2 separate regions of the Homo sapiens genome follow, and region 1 is linked to region 2. A link is a loop called in an ENCODE intact Hi-C map of the cell type or tissue named here. Cell type or tissue: Calu3. All regions are shown on one strand. Each heading gives the region's core, and the rest is flanking DNA. Links, peaks and the distances in the headings are about the cores only.

What was found. Peaks named below come from ENCODE experiments on the same cell type or tissue, not always from the same donor. Only the 100,000 strongest peaks of a DNase experiment are listed, where the experiment ranks them.
Region 1: it touches region 2 in a loop (8-fold over the local background); 4 of 110 quality-filtered maps call a loop at or near these places.

The regions. Positions count from the first base shown.
Region 1 is chr1:110,228,296-110,240,942 of GRCh38, reverse strand. It overlaps KCNC4 (potassium voltage-gated channel subfamily C member 4), which reads right to left. Exons shown (of 4, transcript NM_001039574.3): 4 at 6,899-8,032. The coding sequence ends at 7,971. Among named protein-coding and RNA genes, the nearest start is that of KCNC4, 24 kb to the right of the region's middle. RefSeq lists a silencer at 4,399-4,508 and enhancers at 5,020-5,520, 5,521-6,021. In Calu3, for the core only: no CTCF peak of the experiment used is centred there; DNase peaks (open chromatin) are centred at 4,312, 4,572 and 5,202.
Region 2 is chr1:110,307,660-110,317,522 of GRCh38, reverse strand. The region is part of intron 2 of RBM15-AS1 (RBM15 antisense RNA 1); the gene reads left to right. Among named protein-coding and RNA genes, the nearest start is that of RBM15-AS1, 27 kb to the left of the region's middle. In Calu3, for the core only: CTCF peaks have their summits at 4,513 and 4,745 (motif pointing right); a DNase peak (open chromatin) is centred at 4,762.

The sequences.
Region 1 (12,647 bases), core at 2,108-10,107, 78 kb after region 2:
CGGGTCCTGGGGCAGACAGCGGGATGCTGCCGGGGTGTTGGAAGGGGGCTGATTGTGACTCCTGTTCCCTGGTACTGTGGCTGCCTGGCATGGTGAGAGGATAGCACAGACTGGTCTCTCGGCAGCCTAACTAGGAGGGAGGCCCCAGGAGCAGCTTTGCTGTGGTGGCAGCCCTGGTGGTGGTGGTGGTCGTCGTGGTAGTGGCACAGCTCTGCCTCCCATGGCAGCTTAGGAGCCACCACCCCAGGGAGGGTCACTGTGGCAACAGCTACTCTGGGAACAGATCCTCCGGGCCTCTGAGGCTGGCCCCTGGTCTTCTCGAGGGGCAGCTGGCAGGCCTGTGCCGGGCGTGGGGAGGAGGCAGGGCACCTGTCTCTGAGCCAAGCCTCTGGGGCCCCAGGGCTGAGGCAAGGAGGAAAGGTGGTGTTTGTTTTCCTTTGTTTGCTATGAACATTTGATCACTGATGCTGGATTTGGAGTTAATCGTCCTTGGATCAGGGGCTCAATATGAGGAGCTGAGGGGAGGGGAGCTGAGGGGAGTCTCTAGGGATCTCAGGGATGGAGCTGGGCCTCAGGTTAAGGAATCCTGGGCTCTCGTCCCTGCAGAAGTCTCTTCAGGAGCAGTCTCTCCTGCTCCGGGCAGCCTGGGGTCTGAGCTGAGTTCAGGGTGCCCTTGGTGTCAGTGGCAGGCTGGAGGAACCCTGCTGTCCCACCTAAGGCTGGGGCAGGCCTGGGAGGCTCCGAGTCCAGGAAGACTGGAAGGAGTGGGGTAGGGTGCTGGCTTGAGGTGGACACCGGGCCAGGGTTCTCTTTCCCCGTTTCCCACTCCCTGACCTCACTTCCCTCCCTCTGCTTCTTCACTCTTCATCAACCCCTTTGCCCCTCCCTCCTCTTCCTCTTTCCTTCTTTCTCACTCTTCCTTCTTACTCATTGCTTCCTTTCTCACCATATCCTTCATTCACTTCAACATTTCGCTGAGCACCTACTCTGCATGGACCACTAAGCTAGGCCCTCGAGTGGGAGCTGGGATGAACCAGCACCTCTGAGCAACTCGCCACTGTGGGAAGGGGAATTTGACAAGTACCAAAAAGTACCAGGTAGAAAATGGTAGGTTCTAAAAGGAAGAGAGAGGAAGGGCTATGGGAACTCTCTCTCCAAGGCTTCCTCATTATTCTGACAGTTTCTCAGGCAGGAAATGCATAATGTAAAAAGAAGAGCGTTCATGTTATTCCCCAAGGACTCCCAGGAATGCCCTAGAAATGAGGTGCAAAAGCCAGCTGGAGACAGCTTGCGAGGAATAAGAGAGGATGGAGTTCAGCAGCTGCTCATGCCAGGCCTATCTCCAGCCCATTCATTCATTTGTTCATAAAATATTTACCGAGCCCCTATAGGCCCTAGCAACTTACAGGGAAGCAGGCAATACACAATTCATAGTTACAAAGGACTGTAAGTACCATGAAGAAAATGCACTGGCTGCAGTGATGGAAACTGACAGAGGCAGAGGGGCGTGGATGTGTGAGGGGAAAACGCCTCACCAAGAAAGTGAAATTTACAGCCAGGCCTTCTCAGCCAAGAGAAGGAGGTGGGGTGGGGCTGGACTGGGGTGAAGTGGTCCCCGTGAGGGAAAAGCAAGTGGAAAAACACTGAAGGTGAGAGAGCTGGGGATGTGTGGGAAACTGACAGGAAAGTGAGCTGCTGGTCTCAGGGGCTGAGAGCAGGGGCATGAATAGGTCTGCGGAGGCAGGAAGGCCATGAGGAGCAGCAGGGCATCACAGGCCCTCCTAAGGAGTCTGGATTGTACACGAAGTGGGAACCCAGCCATTGACAGGGTTCTAAGCAGGGGTGACATGATCTGATCCAGTTTCCATTTTAAGAAGCTCTCTCTCTGGTGACTGGGTGGAGACTGGTGGCAGAAGGGCAGATGGGACCCAGGGAGACCTGGGAGGAGGCTCCTGCAGAGCTAGAAATGTAGAACTTGGTAATAGGTTGGAATACGGGTGGGAGATATTTTTTATCTATTGGTCTTCTGGCCTCTCTCCCTGATTAGAATGTAAGTCCCATGAGGGCAGGGATCCTGTTGGTCTTGTTCACCATTGTTTCCCTGAGGACAGAGTTCACAGGTGTTTAATAAAGATTTAATGCACGAAAAATGAGTGAGTGAATTAAGGAATGAGAGGGTGGTTTTGACAACATCTATCTCAGCCTCAAGGTGAATGGTGGCAGCACGCTGAGGGGGACCAGGGAGGCAGAAGGGTGGGATCACAGCTCGGCATCAGGGAGCTGTGAAGACACCCAGGCACTGCCACGCAGGTGTGTCTGTGAGCAGGGAGTGCATGGGGAAGGGAGTGTCTGTTTGGGTCCCTATTGTACACCCAGGTTGTAGAGCAGTACCTGGGACAGAGATGCCACATATGTTTGCTGAATGAATGAACAAATGAATGAATGGAGCTGACGGGATTTCTGAACTGGAACTACACAAGTGGATGACACCAGTACCTGGAAGATGTTTAAGGCAATGGGAGGGGATGAGGTCACCCAGGAAAGAGTATGTGAGGAGAGAAAGGGAGCAAGCCCTAGCCCCCACCAGCAACCAGAGGTTGCTCATTTCAGAAGCAGAGGCCCTAACTCAGCCCCAAGGGGAAGCCTACATTTCTGTAGACTCGTATTTGATGGCTATAGCATATGCTTGCTAACCACTGCTCTTCTAGGGATCCCTGGAGAAGCAGGCAAGTAAGAGCGGGGAGTGGAGAAGCCCCCATAACCTGTGGGGAAAGAAAGGAGAGGCTTCCAGTGCCAACATCAGAAGGCCTCTGACCTCTTTGACTTGCAGCTGTAGCCGTTTGGCTCCCTCTCCTCACCCCCTAAAGCTGGGTCGGAGACAGCCTTGTCCCCAGAGTCCCCAGCGGCTCTTTAGCATGATGCTGCATTTTGAATGCGGTTACCACAGCCCCAAGTGACTGAGCCAGCTCACGTGCTACCTCTTGTGTGGGTACCAGTGTATGCACACACAGGGCTTGGAGCCAGGAACGGAAAGAAAGTGCTCACTGCAATAATGCCACAGGAGCCCCACGAGGGTGGGCACTGGATGGCATCACAACCCAGGCCCAGGACACTCCCCTCGCTCCAGACTAGAGGAGACACAGATGTCTCTCTGCCCTGCCCTATATCCCTGATGGGCTGGGAAGAGGCAGAGAAGAATTTAAGGAAAATCTTGCTAGGAAAGGAGTTCATCTGAACCCCATCTGAATACCTGTGTTCTGGACCTGCCTCCACCACTAACTAGCTGTGTGTGCCACGTGAGTCAGAAAGTCTTAGGATTGGAAACAGTCTTCTAATTCCACCTCCCACGCCGAGCAGAAATACTTCCCACGAACCCTGGTGCAGCACATGATCATCCACTGTGTCTCCAAACATTTTCAGGGAAGGGAACTTCACTACCCCGCAGGGAAACCCATTTTGATTTGGTAATTTTGTTAGAAAGTTTTTTTTTTTTCCAAAAAGCCTGGGAGGACCCACACCAGATGTTAACCATGTCACCTCTGGGGAGGAAAGTGGGACTGAGGAAGGGTGACAGGGGATTCCCTGTTGATTTGGTATGGGGATGGTTTCCAATACCTTGTATTAAATAAATGTTTGTTTGAGACAGGGTCTCGTTCTGTCGCCCAGGCTGGAGTGCAGTGGTATGATCATAGCTCACTGCAGCCTCAACCTCCTGGGCTCAAGAAATCCTCCCGAGAAGCTGGGGCTACAGGCACATGCCATCACACCTGGCTAATTTTTCTTTTTCTTTTTTTTTGTGTAGAGATGGGGTCTCACTATGTTATCCAGGCTGGTCTCAAACTTCTGGCCTCAAGCAATCCACTCTCCTCAGCTTCCCAAAGTGTTAGGATTACAGGCATGAGCCACCATGACTGGCAGTAATAAATTTATAATAGCAAGGGAAACAACAGAAAATAAGGTTCTTATATATACCTACTATGTACCCACAAAAATTACAAATCAAAAATTTCATTAAAAAAAGATTTTTTAAAATTTAAACCCAATCTGCCCTCCTAACATTTCCACCTATTATTTCCGGATCTGCTCTCTGCAATCAGAGAAGAATCTAAACCCACTTCCCCACAGGTACCCTTTAAACACCTGGTAGTTGGGATCAGGTTTCCAAGACTTCTCCAGCTTGAGCCACTCCTCATGTAACTTGGGTTCCAGAGCAGTCCTACCCCCACTTACCCACTTCTGTGCGTCAGAGAATAAAACTCCAGTGGGGTCGCAGAGGGAAGGAACCAAGCAGTCACTGAGCTGGGTGTTGCCTGCTGCTAATTAATGAATGAATCCCAAGAGGACATTCCTCCTCGCTTTATGTGTGTGTGGGGTGGGGTACATACACGTAAAAGGGAGAGTGAGTTTAATGATTCACTTCTCCAAGCCTTGGTTTCTTATCTGTAAAAGGGGAAAACAATACCTTTGCTATGAGAATCAATTGCAGTTAAGGAAATAACACTAAAAGCACAAACTCCTACACTGGAGGTTATGACTCACAAGCCCCACTCAGTTCAGAGAGTGGCTAAGCATTGGACCCACAGAGCCAGACTGAGTTTGAATCCCAGCTTTGCTACTTAATGGCTGTGTGACTTTGGAGAAATGACCTGACATTGTTGTGTTGGTTTTCTCCTCGTAAAACAAAGGTAAGGATAACATCAATCTTGGAATGCATCTTTATAAGCATGAAATGTACTGCCCAGCACTCAATAAATGTTCGCTGTTAGGTATAATCATCCCCTCTTATTCCTTCACAAGGAGATAAGGACTAAGGACTTCAGTGAAATGAGGCTGATTCACTGAAAAGTGAGGTCATCAAACCAAACTGGTCATCTGTTACTGGAGTGAGTTGCCCCAAAATACTCCCCTCTCCCTCTAGCAATGGTTATGTGCTAGGCACTGTGCGCGAGGCTTTACAGGCGCCGACTCATTTCTCCTCATGGCTCAATGAGAGAGACACGGCCTCAGGCAGATACTACATTTAAAAGATGAGGAAATAGACGTTCACAGAGGCTGAGTAACTTGCCCAGGGTCACACAACAAGGAAGTGATGGAGTCAGGACTCAAACCCAAGTCTGCCTGACTTCAAAAGTCTGTCTTATTCTTTTAAACAATGTCCTGTTCTTTTAACCAGCTCCCTACCTTGGGCTCGACTCCAGCTTTGGGGAACAGGAGGAAGCCAGAGCCCTTTCTTCCTTGACAGCACGGCCTGCTGTTTCTGTGAGGTGGGGAGGAGGGGCAGTCTGCTGCTTCTCTCGTCCACCCCTCCACCCTCCTGCACACTGCCCCCTCCTCTTCCAGCAGCCTGAAACGGTCACTGGGGACCCCAGTTGCCACCCCTTCAGTCCCCTCAGGACCACTCTGGCATCTAGTACCCCTGCTGCTGGCTGGGTTCTCAGCCCCTGACCATGAAATGGTTCCACATCGATCTACAGAAAAAACAGCCACTTTGGCCGTGGGCCCTGATGCGTAATATCATTATGGAGTCAGCAGCGCATCCCGTCCCATTATCGCCTGGCCAAGCTTTTCCAAGGCCAGCCTGGCTGCAAATGGCTTTCTCCTGTCTAGGGGGGCCACAGCCACTGTTTGCCCTCCACTACCGGAGGAGAAATTTTATCTTTAATTGACACTGGCTGCCTGCCACCCCCTTGCCTCGGCTGGCCCAGGCTCCAAGCCCGATCTTTCCTTACACTTCAGGAACAGGCTTCCCCTGGCTTCTTCCCTCTCCTCGGCCATTCCGTCCTCACCCTGCTGTTCTACACTGCCCAAGACAGCTCCCGGGTGTGTTCTTGTCCTTTCTTGGTGCAGCTGGACACGGAGATCTCAGAAGTCTGTGGAGAAAAGTCTGAGAGTGACAGGAACAGGGCAGGGAGGGAGCTGACACTGTGCCGCTACTATATGTCATATCACAGGTAGACACATGACACCAGGCCAGGCTCTTCACTCTGTCTCTGAAACAGGGGCCATCATTATTCCCTAACAAACAGGGAAACCATTTCGGTGAGTCACCCCCAAGTCACCCAGCTAGCAAGCAGCAAAGCAAGACTTTGAATTGAGGCCCCTATGGTCCTACACAGATGCCCAGAGTAAGAGTGAGGAGTAAGACAAGAATAAGGAGAGGCAAGCAGGCAACCAGACCCGCCAGAGCCTGGTGCAAGATGGAAACGCAGGGCCCCTGTTCAACCATTATTAATTTCATGATGGTGACAGCCAAGCATTAAACCCAGCATGGGGCCCTTCTGAGTGGCTGCACAGGTTGCACACCCATGAAGCTGGCCCTGCGTGTGCCCCTATGTGAACGTGAGAGGGATAACAACAGTGAGAGCCAAGGGCCACGTCTGACCATCACTCACCATCTCCCCGTCCTATCCAGGCCCAGGATGTGTTCACTCTCCATCCCTAAGTGGTCCCCAGTTGTGCCACCAGTCTCTAGTTGGCCTCAGTTCATCAGCCATCCAGCCAATAACTTTGGCGTCCCCAGGGTCTTGGCCCATTTAGAACTGGTACAATTGCAGGGAGGAGGGGAGGCCCCCTGCACAAACGGAATGCAGTGGAATTCCTTAAACAAAGAACAGTCTTTTCTTCCATGTTATGGCAGGGGCTTGGGGACAGCAGTGGATATTAGAACACTGTTTGGGTCTCGGGGTCCTGGGTTAGTCCTCTTTGTGTGGCTTTGGGCAGATGACTTGCCCTCTCTGAGCACTAGTCTCTCCCTGTAAAATGCAGGGGTCAGGCCACACTGATGATTCCTGCTGGAGTGGGGTTATGCTGAGTGTGTGCACTCCTCAGGTGTCAGGGGTGAGAGCCCCAGGAGGTCCCAATAGACACAGAGCCAGAAAGGAGAGGCAGAGGCAGGTGCTCACACAGCAGGAGCAGCAGGATGCTCCAGATGTCTTTATTGGGGCTCGAGCACAGCATGACAGTTGGAGGCATGCAGACAGGGCACAGGGCCCAGCCTGGGCATGCCCCAGACACACACGAGGGGACAGCTTTAGAAAAGGACTGACCAACACCAGGGAGGAGCAGGGAGGGAGGGCCAAGGGAGGGGCAGAGGCCAAGGCTGAAGGGGTCACCTGGCCTCTGCTATTGCACGCATCCTCTGGCCACTGACCAGGAAGTACAGTATTGCAACTGGTCTCCTCTTGCCCAAGGCTTCCCTTCTCGGACCCCCTGGGCCAGATGGGCAGACAGATCCTTTCCCTGCCTGTCTGCCCAGCAGCATCTTTGACAACAAACAGACAAAGGAGAGAGAACAAAATCAAATCTAAAAAAGACAAAATGCCCCCCTAAGTCAAGGACATAGATGGGGTGGAGGAAGTAGTGGAGGAGGCTGCAGAGGAGCCCCTGGAAGTCCCCCCACAACGAGGATGTGGGGTGGGAGGTAGAACCCCAATCTGGGGTGGGGTGCGGCTAGTGAAGCAGTGACCCTAGGGGGCAGTCTGGCCTTCAATAGACTTCACCAGGTTACTTGCTGACAGGGGAAACATCCCCAAGACAGGAGCCTGGGACTACCCAGCTGGACTGGCAATTCCCAGATGCACTTTTCTTGGGACATTCCACCCACACAGTCAGCAGAAACAACAGAAATCAGTGAAGGGGACGGGAAACTCTGGGTGGGGCAAGGGCTTAGGGAGACACAGCCTAACAAAGAAGACAAACCACCAATAGCACGTGCACTACACACAAGAGTATAATATGTATGAATATAGATACTATATGTGCATATATATCTCTTCGATGTACAATGGAACAGAACATCAGACCCAGATGGCTCTGGGCCCCGAGGGTCGCATGGGAGATTTTCCACCAGTCCTGTGCAAACAAGGATATCTGAGTCTTTCCCAGCGAAAAGATTCTTGTCTGGGTTCCAGAGTTTCCCTAAGCCTCTGGCTTTCTGTCTGTCTGCCTGTCTCTCTCACGTTGGTGCCGCTTTAAGAGAGGGTGAGGACTTCAGCCTGGGCATAGTTGGACGAGAGGGCGTCTTGGCAGGTCTCTGTGTTTAAAGAGCACAGGTGTGAGACACTGGGACGCACGCTTTCGGCTCAACATTGCCTTCTGGGGTTGGGGGGACAGGGAGTTCAGCAAAAGAAAGGGAGAAACAAAGAATGAGACGTTAGAAGGAAGCCAGCTGCTGACCCACAGGGTGTGGGCTAAGGAGTAGACCAGGAGCAGAGCTGGAAGGCATGAGGAACCCAGGGCTAAAAGGCCAGGAAGAGCATGGATGGGTCAGGGAATGGGGTGAACCCTTCACCCCTCTGCCAACCCAACTCTGGTGACTCAGGTGATGTTGTAGCTCATCGCCATACCTGTTCAGGTAACCACTAGCTCCAGGAACCACTAGCCTCTTAGGTCTTCAAAGCTCCAGTGCAGTGGAGAAAGGGACCATAGCTCTGCAGCCTTGCATGGAGGCAGTGGGGAAAGTTCCTGATGTGGCCTGTGGCTCACAGGCCATCACCCCAGCTGTTGCCTGACCAACTTGAGCTCTCCCCCAAGTAGCTCCATCTGCTGTCACCACCCTGGGATATTCCATTGTCCCAAGGAGCTGGTGAAGAAGGCTCCTGAGTATGATGCCATGTCGTGCCCAGCCCCCTTCCTCAATGTGGCAGGAACAGAGTCCCAGCAGTTGGAGGGCATGCAGCCTCAGGTGAATGCTGAAGGGGAAGGTCACGGAGGACGAATGTGCCTGTCTCAGGAGAGAAGGTCAGGAAATAGTACCTTATTGAGAAACCCAACCCCTCAGAGAGCCCTTTTGGGATCCCACCCTCAGCCTGGGATGTCTACCACCTGGGCCTTTCCTTCCCCTACCTTACCAGTGGGAGCACAGGTAGGGCAGGTAGGAGTACTGCTGTCCCAGCTGCAGATCTGGGTCAACAGTGGAGGTGGGAGTTCCAGACCCGCTGGGACAACCCCTGCAGCTCTCGGGTCTGAGGTCTAGGGCTAGGCCTCCTGTCAAGGTGGAGTGCAGATGTGGCATCCAGACCTCACAGCTTCCATCCTGGGCTTCGGGGTGCCTCCATCACCTTTCTAGGGAAGGGGTGTCCTCATCTTGGGGTGATGCTGTTTCCATCTTCTTAAGACTGTATGCCCCAGCCACCTCCTTAAACACTGCCCCTTTGCCTACAAGTGTTCTGGGCCTCTGAGTACTATCCTTGAAATCAGAGGAATTCAGGGTTCTTCAGAGCCCCATTTCTGAGGACACGCAGACAGAGCTGTGGTCTTGCCCTGTACTCCTGTCTGCGTAACTTAAGCAACACCTGCCACTGATCCCCACTCATTAGGGGACAGGGAAGTGCCTCTGGGCTCCCAGTAGGCAATTAGGCCCTAAGATGCACCGGTGAGAATGCCTGGGCTACTGAGGGGTCTAGGATGGGTCTAGGATGAGACAGAAGGAGTCACAGCAAGGCTGTCAAGTGTCCCAGAAGCCAGGGAGCAGAGCAGCCCATACTGAGATAATGGCCTTAGATTGCTTTTCCACTGGCTTCCATGGACTCTCCATCCTCAGGGACCTCTGAGAGTTGGGGAGGGGTCTTCCTAGGAATCTCATCCTGGATTCTTACCTATTTGACCCACCAGGGGTGGGGCAGGGATTTCAGAGGGTGACGCTGGCCAGAGCAGAGCAGGCCCTCCTCTCCCAGGAAGCTCTGTGAAAGGGCAGCCTGGGCCCTGCAGCCAGTCCATGGCCTCCCCTCTGGCTCCTGTCAGCCAGCTTCTAGGTTGCAGTGCCCTTCCTTCTGGTTCTACCTCTCAGAAGCCCTGAAAATTGGTCTCTAGGTTGCCAGTAACCCTGCTACAGACTGGAAGGCGAGGTTGTGAACTCCTACCCAGACTGCCTCCCAGTTCTGTGGGAAGGGGCTGAGCTCCAGCTGCAGGGGAAAGGCATCTGACAACAAAGTAGTGGGTGCAGGTCCAAGTCTAGCCCAAGGAAAACAAACTCTACTCTCAGATGGTGGGTGGGAGAGAGCCTTCTCTCAAGGAGGGAGGCTCAAGGCCTGGGTGAGCCTGACGCCTGTACAGGCAGCCACTTCCTGTGGCAGTGCCTGGTATGCAGGGGTTCTGCAAATGCCTGGGCTCACCCTGCCCTTTCCCAGGGCCCTGGGCAGGCCCAGAGGTGCTGAGAGGTTGTAAGGGCAGACAGTCTACTCAGCCCTCCTGCTATCTGGGTTCTATCTCTCCCAGATGAAGCCAGAGAGCCAGGAGGGATGTGTGGGAGCCAGCTCCCCGAGGCATTAGGGCTCCAGCCTGGCAATGCTGCATCTTGTCGCCCAGGGACATCTGTGCCCACCGTAGGGGTGCCATGAGCCAGACCCAGCCCTGTGGGAGGGAAGAGAGGGAAGGAGGCGGTGGGTGCCGTGGAAACTTGGGCTCCTGACAACTTGAGGGCTGCCACAGAAATAGCGGCCTCGGTTCCCTGAACCAGAAAGGCAAGTCAGAGGAGAAAACAGTGGTGGCATCCCTGTGAACCTGCACACCCGGCTCGTTGTGTCCCTGTCAGAGCCCAGGCCCTCCATGCCAGGGAGTCCTCTCGCTGTTGGGGGAGGGGCCCTCGCATCTCCATCCTGTTCCACAGGCTTCCCCATCCCTGTCACTTCAAGGGCCTGCTCCCTCCTGAAGGGCAGTTGCATGGAGGCCCCCACATCCCCTCTTCTCACTTCTTATGGGTCAGGTCACTTCATTCTGAGAGCAAGTGGGAGGCAGGCCCCACAAACCACTGCAGGGTGGGGGTATCCCAGTGCCCACTCTGAACAGACCTTTCCAGAAGGACATTTCTGTGTCTGCCCAAGACTGAGGGAGGTGCCGAGATGGGGACACTCCGGGCACAGGCTTTACACAACACCCCCAACCCCATGCAATAATTTGCTCTGCCCAGTCCGCCTTTTGGGGAGCCTCAGATTTCCCAGCCTCTGCCCAGCCCCGACGCTGCCCTGCCATCCTATCTTTGCTGACCATGGAAGGAGCAGATCTGGACCTTACTTAGTCATTCTCTCCGCAAAATTGCATAATCTGACTCTAAAAATTGCCAGGCGCACGGCTCTGCTGTCAGGTCTAATTCCCATCAGGTGAAAGAGGAAACGTCTTGGCTGAGGCAACCTTGTTCCTCAGGCTGTGGAGGGCCCCCTTCCCGGGAGCGGCAGGAGCAGGTGGGGGCAAGATGGCTTCTGTCCCCACACTTCCCCTCAGCTGCCCCTGCGCAAGGTGTACCCCTGCTCACCCAGTGACTCACAAACCTGTTGTGCTCCTGGGCTCGTTAGGTAAATGAATACACTTAATTATAGAAATTAGATGAGTCTCCGGTTCTGGCAGGAATACAGAGCGCAGAGGCTGGGTGGGAATGGCAGGTGACTCAGAGGCAGGGCTGGGAGTTTGAGGGAGAGGGAGAGGGAAGAAGAACTGTCGCAGAAGCAGAGGAAGCAGCGTGGAGAGCGATGCTGCAGCTCGGGGCGCAGAAGGGACACCAGGTGCCGCCAGTGGGAGTCACCACTGAATCTGGGCAGAGGCTTCCTGAGGGAAGGGCCTCCCTCGCCTAGGCAGCCCGCCCACGGCCTGCACCAAGCCTGAAGCTACAACGCTAGGGACCCCTACCTGCGCCCCAAGCCAGGGATAGAAAACATCAGGCCTCTTCTCCCAGGGCAGCACTGCCCATAGGCACTGCTCTTCCAAGGAGTCAAACCACCTTTACACCAGCAGAGATGCCCGACATAACAGCCTTGTTCCTTGCTGGTCTGGGTGTGGGGTGGACAGACAGACAGACAGACAGGCTGTTCGGCTACTGGTTAAAGGCTATGAGGAATGGAAATACATTCACAGTGATTAAAGATATTAACATAGGCGTGGCTCCCCAACAAGGCTGACTGGCCCCAGGCGCTCTGTGCACACATAAACGCCTGGTGGCTGAGACTGGCCCTGGTGGGACCCCGAGAGGAAGGCAAGGCCGAAAGACAGGTCCGGGGTGTGCACCTACAGCCCAGGAAGAGGCCAATATGGGGAGAAGCTCTGGGATTGCTTTCCCCTTTGCTCTCCGGTTCCAGAGCTGAACCTTTTGGGAAGCTTGGAGCTATGGAGGGCAGGCTCGGGGGCCTAAGTTCTCCTCTGTCCTGACTGCTCCCCCCTGCTCCCTCCTGCTGCCCGCGTGGGCCCTGGGGAGTGAGCGCTGAGGGCATGGAAGGGTGCCTGTTTGTGCGCGTGTGCCCAGAGGGGAAGGTGCAGCTAAGGGGCAGAGTGACCAGGGGGTGGGCCGGTGAGGGGGTGGAAGGGGGTGAGCAGGAACTTTTTCAGAGGGTAGGGCAAGCTGTAACGCGATGCCAGTGGAGACAGCCCCAGGCTGGTTCCAGCTGCTCCAACTATGTTGTTTAGACTCCGGGACTTTCCACAGCCTTGGTGAAGAAAAGGCACATGGGTCAGTGGGCGCAGCTCCACAGGGTCCACGCTCCAGGAGACACTGCAGGGCGGGTGGCCCTGGGCTGGTGTGGAGGGGCCTGGCCCTCCTTGACTCTCCCTGGCCTCAGGTCTCCTGGGCTCCTGAGGACAGACTCCAGGGCCCCACACCCAGCTGACTTTTGTCCTGTCCTGCCCCCAGGTAAGCTTCCCACCAGCTCCTTGATAGCCCAGCT
Region 2 (9,863 bases), core at 891-8,890:
GATAAGTGATAGAGTGTTCTATTAGAGACTGGGGGAGCAGGAGCTGCTTTCCTGCCCTCAGAGGGTCAGGAATCTGGATGCAGCTTTCACACACACACAGGACACACCTAAGCAGGAATCCCCTGTGGAGTCATATTTTTCTTTATCGATTCATTTCCAATGTGGAAAGAGAGAAAAACATTTCTGAAGTGCACTGCCCGGAGCCACCATCAAGGTAGCTTCTTAGAGTGTGGTTGAGCTCTGAAAGCCACTCATGAAGACCCCCTTCCCCGGGCCCCTTCCCCGGGCCCCAGAGATGTTGTGGGTGAAATCCACCTGCAGGTTTTCTTGCCACCCCCACAGCGTTACCTCAGCATCTGAAATTTAACAATAGCCTCTGCAATCATAATAATACATTAAAAATAAAGTACTTTGGGGCTCCCTAAATGGAAATTTCTATGTGATTTTTATATTTAGAATTCTTTCTCTCCCTCTGGGTAAATTTTATAAATAACCATTGGGAATGTTGAACAGAATTCAATTTCCATATTGATTCTCTTTTGTCTTTTCACATAGGAAATACCAAGCAATTTTTTGTCACGTGACCTTTTCCCATGAAGGTTTATAAAATTAGATAATGTAAATTGGCAGGTAAATAGGAAAGGAAGGAAGAAAAGAAGGAAACAATGATGTGGAAATAAGCAATGGTTTGCTTAGAAAGAAATGAAATTCCATGTTCTATCTTGAGATAAATACAGGTTCATCTCACTATCCTGCCCGTTTGTAGTTAGAGTTGGAGGCTATACTAGCTAACATTGATTGAACACTTGCTGCGATCCACATAATTCTCAGGTACCTCCTATGTCTTATCTCATTTATGTCTCACATTAACCCTGCAAGTAGATATTATTATCAACCCATTTTATAGAGTAGAAACTGAAGACTCTAGAAATTAAGGAATTTACCACATGTCCATCTGGCTCCAGAGCCAGCCAGGGCTCCTAACATCACTCTGCTACTAAAGGCTGGGTGGGGCATGCCGTGAATGTGTAGGGATTGTCATTTCTAGAAACAAAAGCCAGAGCACTGTAAGTTCCTGGGATCAATGAAGATTCCTTCATGCCAGCTCACTATGGACACCCCAGAAGCATTTTTGACCCTCTTTACCCCAGGACTATGCAGTCTCAGAAGTTTCTTGGTGAAGCTTTCCTGTGTCTAAGTATTGAAACTCTAATTGAAACTTGAGTCCATGTCCATTATTTACACTAACTCAGAAATAACCTTAGAAAAATATATATATTTTTAAGGGATAGGGTCTCACTCTGTCACCTAGGCTGGAGTGCAGTGGCTGATCATAGCTCACTGCAGCCTCAACCTCCTGGGCTCAAGTGATCCTCCCACCTCAGCCTCCCAAGTAGCTGGGACTATAGGCATGTGCCACCATATCTGGCTAATTAATTTTTTGTTTTCGTAGAGACAAGGTCTCACTATGTTGCCCAGGCTGGTCTTAATCTCCTGGGCTCAAGCAATTCTCCCTCCTCAGCCTCCCAAAGTGCTGGGATTATAGGCGTGAGCCACTGCACCCAGCCCAAAGACATTCTTTTATATAAAAACCTACAGGCAAAGTTTTTCCTGACACATCCCTCCCCCACCCCACACCCCAGTCTAGGGCAGTTCTTGCTACCCATAATGCACTCTTAGAGCATTCTAGTCTTTTCCTTCATAGCATTTATTGTAGTTGTGGATTATATGTTGGTGTGACTATTTGACCAGTATCTCTCTGCCTCACCAGGTTGTAAAAACCCCATCAGGGCAGTGACTGAGTGTGTGTCACTGTGTGCAGCATCCCCAGAACCTAATACCATGACTGCATGGAACAAGCACCCGGATATAGGAATGAAGGACGCTACTGGTGGCCCCGTCCAGTTCTGAGAAAATGCTGCCACAAGCTACAAGAGAAATCTGCTTCTCTGAAGCCTTTAAAGATTTGGTTACTTTTTCAAAATGAATATTCTTTAATACACAATTTCAATAATTTCTGAAATGAGGATAATGGCTGGGTTTTTTTTTTTTTTTTTTTTTTTGAGATGGAGTCTCGCTGTCACCCAGGCTGGAGTGCAGTGGTGCAATCTCAGCTCACTGCAACCTCTGCCCCCCGGGTTCAAGCAATTCTCGTGCCTCAGCCTCCTGAGTAGCTGGGATTACAGGTGCCCGCCACCACGACTGGCTAATTTTTTTATTTTTAGTAGAGACGGAGTTTCACCATCCATGTTGGCCAGGGAGGTCTTGAACTCCTGACCTCAAGTGATCCGCCTATGGCTGGCTTTTTATAATAGTTAAGAATACTGCTCCTGGAGTCAGAGGGTCTGGTTCTCATCCTCTGATTTTGATCACAACTTGCTGCATGATGATGATCAAGTGTTTGAACTTCCCAGTGCATCCATTTCCTCCTGGGTAAAGTGGGGCTAATACCGTTAAAGCAATGATGTAAAAATTAAATGAGCTAACACAAGTGAGCGTTCAGAATTGCATCTAGTGCATGGGAATCCCTCATAAGTATTAGCTATTATTATCAGTGTGCTATCAGCTTGGAACTCATGTAGTTCTGCTACAGATTTGTATTGTTCCTGAAAACAGAATATGAGACCAAATTGAGGCCAGGTGTAAAGGCATCTGGACCTTATATCCCTGCTGTCTAGTTTCTTCAAGAGGCCAGAGAGAACCTCCCTCAACTCCAGCCTACCAAGTGTCATTTATTTTAATGCAGTGTGCCCCCAGTCTTAGGAAATGGAATTCTTCATCTTCCAAGGCCTCTGGCTGAGACTGGAGACTTGTGCCTGCTCCACTGCTTGGCTGGATTAGATGCCCTAGAAAGATACTTTTAACTCAGAGAAACTGTGACTCCATGAAAGGGTCAGATCCCACCAAAAGTCATCCCAGTTCTCCATCAGTTTCTCTCTCCACTCCACCTCCCCCAGCCCATCCTCCGTCTGGGCTCCAGGGCTCTTTCCTTCTGTGTTCCCACAGGATGGTGCCTGCTTTTACCCACCCTCTAGACTTTGCCCCAGTCACCTCAAACAGCCGAGGGTCCAAATTTAGTAATAGAAATTCACTTCTCTAACCACTTTACAAAAACATTAACTCATAACTCACGGAAACCCAATGAAGTCGGTGCTGGTGGCACCTCCATTTTACAGATGATGAAACCGAGGAGAGGAGGGAGGTTGAATAACTTGGCCCAAGGTCACTTGCTGAAAAGTGGCAGAGCTAGGATTCACTGCCTCTGGTTCACTGCCTTGAAAGGAAGGAAAGTCTCCCCACTCCCACCACTGGGGAACTCTTCTTTAACTTTCTCCACAGTATCATTGGTCCGATAAATGAGAGGCAAGGAGAGAAACAAAGATGGATGTATGTATAAACTTAGGCAAGCATGGAGAGCCATGGTGATGTGGTTAAGTGTTAGTTCTTGAGCTGAATTGCACTGGTTAGTGTCCTGGATTTTGAATGTACTAACCCTGGAAAATAAAATTAGAATAATAATAAGTGTACATACATACCTTACAAAGTCATTTTGGACATGAAGTTAATAAATATTAAGCCCCTTAGAACAATGTCTGGCATATAGTAAGTGCTCAATACTTGTTATCTGCCTTTTTTTTTTCTTTTTACGTTCTCAAAAGGCAGAAGCAGCAATGCCTTTGTATAAAGAATGGTAGACTTGGAATCAGAAGATTGAGTCTGAGTACCACTTAGCTTTTGCTTCCTGTATGATCACCAGTGAAGCATTTTTCCTCTGTGAGGCCTTGCTGTTTTCATCCCTAAAATTGGGATGATGATACTTTTACACACTGAGATGGTGGCCTATGAAAGAGCTTTGTAAATTTGCAAGCTGTGGCCAAATAATTATCCCATTTTGTGATTTAGGACTTCTCCTAGAGTAGACAGAAAGTTGCCTTTCAGAAGGTCTTCAGACTCGCTTCTTGGCCTTTTGGCTAAGTTCAAGTGCAGAAAGTCTTCAGACTGAAAATACCTTCATCTTTTAGAATTCCACCACTGGAGAGTCATTGTCCGAGTCTTCCAGACTTACTAAGATAAATGGCAGGAAGTAGAGAGCCCAGTGTGTTTGCGGGGAGAGAAGAGAAGTCTCAGGAATATGACTGCCGTCTTCAAGGAGTTGAAAGGCTGTCACAGGGTGGCCTGGTCAGACTTCTGAGTGACCAACAGGTAAGAACTGGGTCTCTAAGTGGAAGTGTCAGGGCTGATTTAGTGTGAAAAAAGAAGAGCATTCTTTTGATTATAGCTCTCGGAAAGTGGAAAGGGCTACCTGATAGTGAGTGCCTGCCATTGGAGGCATTCAAACAGAGATTTGAGACCACTCCATGGGAATGTGGTAGAGGAAATGTAACGAGTCAGGTGGTGATGAAACTAGTTGACCTGGGCCTGGGAAGATCTAATTCATCCTAGAATGGCAGCACGCTGTGAGGGAGGGGAGCGCCTCTGAGGGAGCGGAGAGCTGGTTATGCAGGGACGCAGGAGGAAAGTATAGGGGGAGGCCTGCTGGGAACACAGGCCCAGCTCAGCAGAATTCACTCTTTTCCCAGAGTAGCTCCTGTCTCTTCGGCCACTTTAGGCCCTAAAGCCTAGAACTGTACATGATACACTCATTCATTCAGTTAATTCAGCAAATATTTACAGGCCTGAGAGTCAATTCCCACAGCGGACACAGTGTGGGATTGCCTGCCCTGGCAAGCCTCCTGCCTGGTGACCAGCAGAGGGCAGGAGAGACGTGCAGATGCCAAACCCTGCACAGCCCACTAGCCAAGTGAGCTTCCCTGCCGGGGAAACTGGGTCACTCAGTCCTGCCAAGCTGCAAACATTCCGAGGGTTGTGAGCATGTTGGGCCTCTCCGGCAAGGGCCTCTCCAGCAAGGACCTCTCCAGCAAGGGCTATGAGGCCCTAGATGTCACCTGGCAAGGCTGAGACCTCAGACCTCTGGACTGGCAAAGTCGCTCCCTCCTGCATGGGGAAGGAAGGAAGGATGAGGCTGATAACATGCGATGGCTCAGGGAGAAGGCTGAAGGGATCTCTTCCCAGCAAAGTGTTTCAAGTAACAGGGACAGCCCAGTCTACATGTCACAGAGGAGCCATGGGAGGCCAGGCCTGCCACGGTGGATGGGTGGGGCCGTTTGCTTCAGAGAATGCCTGGACTTCACTAAAGGAGTTTGAGGCTCTCCTTAGGCTGGGCTGAAACCCCCATTTGGAAGTGCATAAAAGGCTAACTCTCTGGATATGAATGGGTGAATGCCAAATCTGATACCTGAGTGGTTAGGAGGCAGGTTTGGAGTCAGATTTGCCTTTGTGTCCTGGTTTTCCATCTATATGTCATGGGACCTTGGGTAAGTCATTTTCAGACTTGATTTCCTTTTCTATAAACTGGTGGTGCTACTGTGAGTATTAAGTGGAATAATGAAGCAAGTGTGCAGATTGCGATTCTTTCTCCTTCCCAGCTCTCTCTCATCCTGGTCGGGGGACTGTGTGCTTGGGATAACAGTTGAAGCAGATGTTTTTTTGAGAATGGAAGCGAAGAGTGGATGCCCACCATGCTGTCAGTCTGGGCAGGGTGAACTCAACCTGAAGGAATGCTGTTCTGGGTAAAGCACGTGGAGCCACCTCTCCCCAGGCTTCTCTGGCCCCCATAGAGTCCTGCTGCAGAAAGATGCGCAGTGTATGAAGGCTCGCGTGGCCTCTTGAAGTCTGAGGGTTAAGAAATCAGGGAGGTGAAATAGGCCTGGAATGGGAGGAAACTGGAGGATGGAATGGGAAGGAGCCATTCCCCAAATTCCCATTCCATTTATGGACTCTGACGGTTAGAAGGGCCACTTGAACCTGCAAGCAAGGACCAGTTTATGCACTCTTCAAAATGTGTTTTCTCAACTAATCTAAGACATTGAAGCAAGGACTTTGTTGCCCATTCCTCTCCAGGAGGGATGGTGGGTGCTGATGCTGCTATGTAAAGGCTCTCAGCACCGTGCTCAATACTTGTTTGCTATTGATGAGGAAGGAATCTTGGACAAGTAATTTGAGTTCCCAGTTTTACTGATTAAAAAATAAATAGAACTGAGGCTCAGAGAACTGTGGAACCAGGAGAGGTAAAGTTCCTCTCATTTGCAATTGCTGCTAGAATCCTCATCTGTGACCATCTGGAGAAAGTGGCTCGATCCCTATGGTGAGCTGCTCAAATCTTGGAGTCTCTCTGCCTCCTTGGGGATTTCTCTTTGGATACATCCTCTCTACTAAACTCTAGCCACTGCTTGTGTTACCCAACCCCAGATGGGAGACAGACTGAGTTTTCCTCATTCCAGCCTATCCTTTAGGGCTCCAAGGAGCAGCAAGTGCTTCTCAGGTTGAGGGGTAATTCACCAGGTGTGTAGTGCTGGCAGCACAATGTGATAGAGCCAGTCACCTGCATTGCAATTCCAGCACCACCATGTACTGGCTGTGGGACCTTAGGCAAGATACTTGATATCTACAAGTCTCAGTGTCCCCATCTATAAAATAGGGACACTAATAGTATTTACCTTATAGCTCCTGTTCTTTCCAGTCCCTCTTAATCTGAAATTGGAAGGATGAATAAATTAAACAGCCATCTTCTTCCCTGGGAAAGCCAAAGAGCAACTCAAAAGGAAAGAATCGGAAGCTGGGCTTTGGAGTCTTCTTGTCCAGGCACTAGGAGCTGTTGGGTGGTGTAAATAGCCCTGGGCTGGGAGAGAGGACCATGGCCTAGCACATCTCTGCTATCAGATTGCTACCTTATCCACATTGCCAAGCCTCTTTGGGCCTTAGTATCCTCCTCTGGACAATGACAAGGTTGAGCTTGCTGACCATGGAGGTCCCTGTAGCCCTGCCCCTACTGAGATTCTCAGCCGCAGAGCTGGGCCCTCGTTCTTTGGGATTCAGCCCAGGCGTCACACAGTCACAGTGGCTGAAGAGGCAGCACTTTGCTGAGCTCTGGCCTACTTCCCAGAGAAGGTCACTCGGCCCCAGGGAAGCCCCTGGTTTGCTGGTTTGGATGCTGTGGAGGGCCAGGCAACAGGGACCTTAGCCTATTGGCATCTGGTTCCAGCCAAAGCTTTTCAGGGACGTGTGAGGGTAAGCAGCAGGGCTGGCAGAAGCAGTGAAAACCAGCCCGGAGCTTACGTTCTGTGGCCTTGCTTTGAAATCTACAACCTCAGCCACCTGGGAAATGATGAAGCTCTGAAAAGAAACACTGGTCAGGGGCCCAGGGGAAGTTTCCTCCTGAAAGGCCTGTGTGAGGATGGATTCCATGTGAGGGGGAAAGTATTGATAGAAGGAGGCTCTGCAAAGGAAAGCAAGCAGGGAAGGAGCAGGTCATTAAAGGATTCAGATGGGCTGGCTTGGAGGACTTTCTGAACTGTGAGAACTAGATGTGGTGTGGACTATAAACATGTGGGGGTAGGAAGTTGGAGAAGAAAGAACTCAGTGCCAGAGGGCTGCAAGATCTTCCAGGAGGTGCCTTAGAGCTGGCTGCTCTCGGCTCTCAGGCAGGGGATTGGTTGGATTTCCTTCCTCAGGCAGTGAACTCTCCTAGATACCGGACTCATTCATTTGACAGCTAATGCCTGGTTATAACTGACTCTGTAAAGTGTACTCCCATGTGTTGACTCATTGGATCTAATGACCACTGTCTGGAGTCAGTGGAGACTGGTATGATTATGATCATCCGTGTTTAGAGACAGAAAAGCAAGGGCCACTCAGAAGTGCCTCATGCAGGGTCACCCAGCTTCCAAGGCTTGGGGTTGAGATTTGAACCCATGTCTATCTATCTTCGAATCCTGTGTTTATTACATCAAGATGCCAACTCCCAGTGTCCTCCTATTACCTTGTAGCAAGGGTAGACAACATCCTCCTACCTTTATCACATGCAGACTGGCCAGATTTTGGTGGAAATGTAGACATTTTCAGGGAAAACCAGATGCTCTGGTTGCCTATCCCCACTGTGAGCAGGAAAATAGCTCAGTATTCACAGGGTCACCAGGAGAATGCCTAGCATTAACTTAAAGTAGTCCTCTAGGCTCTCTCCTTCCACAGGCCCACATCTTGGGGCCTGATGTACTCTGAGGTCCACCTGGATCTTGATGCCTCCACTTCCGCTTGGTGACTCCACTCCAGGACTTTTTGGTGACTCATGCAGAGGGAAAATACATGGCCTTACAGAGCCAGGCAGAGCCACTGGAGTCCTGATGAAGGCTCTCTTAACCAGATGACCTTGAGCAAATTGCTGAGCCCTCCAGGCCTGGGTTCCCTCATTTGTTAAAATGATGACAACCAACTACACCAAACAAAACTTACAGCTTTGTTATGAGAATTGAATGAATTAACCCATGTGAAGCCACCTCATTCTAAGGAGATATTCAATAAATGCCCTTTTTCACCGCATAGGAGTGGGAAACTTTGTGGCAAGAAGAAAGGTTATGGGAATGATAATCACTGAGCACTTAAAACATACCCATTATTATGCTCAATTCTTTACTCAAAATGTGCTATCTCAATTAATCCTCCCAGCACTCCTATGACGCAGGTAGTATGCATCCTCCAATTTGCAGATTAAAAAACTGATACCTCAAGATGTTAGATTCCTTGTCCAAGGCCAACGTGATCAGGAATCTGATGCGGAGCTCAAGTACTGAACATCTAAGATGCCCTGCAACAAATCCTGCTCTCCTGTCGTGATTGGAGCATCCCTGCCTGAAATGCACTCTCATTCCATGTTTAGATTTTTGATTCAAAGAAGCAAGAGCCTCCTGTAGGGAGATTCCCATCTCTCATGCTAGGCCACTCCCTCTCCTAAGCGCTCAGAAACTGTGCTTATGTTTAACCCTTAGGCTTTCCATGTAGTGTTATACATACGTATGCATGTCTCCTACCCTAGGCGATGCTCTTTGAGGGCATAGACAGAATCTTATTTTCTTTCTGTTTCCTCCCCACATAACTATTACCCACAGCACTTTGTATGCAGTAGACTTTTCATAAATATCTGCTGACTTGGAGTGTGTGTGAGGCAGGGTGAACAGGGAGCATGAGAGAGCTGGATTGGAATTCCTCCTCCCACGGACTGTGGCTCTGGGCAAATTACTCAACCTCTGTGGTTCTCCCTCAGTTTCCTCACTCTAAAAGGGGGTGATAGCATTTGCTGTCAAGGGGTTATTATGAGGAAATGAAGTGAAAAAATGCAGGCAAAGCATTTACATAGTGCCTGGCACATATTCCACACTCCATCAGTGATATGTATTCTAGTAGCTGCAGGGTGGTGCCTGGACAAGGTGGATGGTCATAATGAGGAAGGAAAGAGCCCCAGGAGGCATGAGAAACAAGGGCCTACTAAAGACCACACTTCCAAGGGGATGGAACAGAGATAGATAAAAAGGAAGGAGATATTTTAAGGAAAGCTCAGTAAAATGGAGAGGAGCCAACAAAATGAATGTGAGGCTGCTGGGATAAGGGGGAAAGGAACTGATTAGAAGCAAGAGAAGCCTGGAGCCATGCCCCAGAGACTCTATCCAGGATGAAAGGAGGGGCCTGGAGAAGAGGTAGATGTGCCCAGCCAAAAAGAGAAAAGGGCCAGGAGTGGGGAGGGGGTGACTGGGAAGATGACATTACAAACTAAGGTGGCTGTGGAAGGAGCAGTATCTGCCTGGATCCAAAAAGAGGATCTGAAAGCCAAAAAGGATGAATAATCCAGGCATCGGGCTCAAGGCAGGAGGCAGCTGTTCATTTGTGGCTTGATGAGCACTTGACTAAGGTAGTTTAAGAAACTACTTCTAACGCAGTTTAGACTCGCTGGAGCATGTGCCTCACCGAAGACC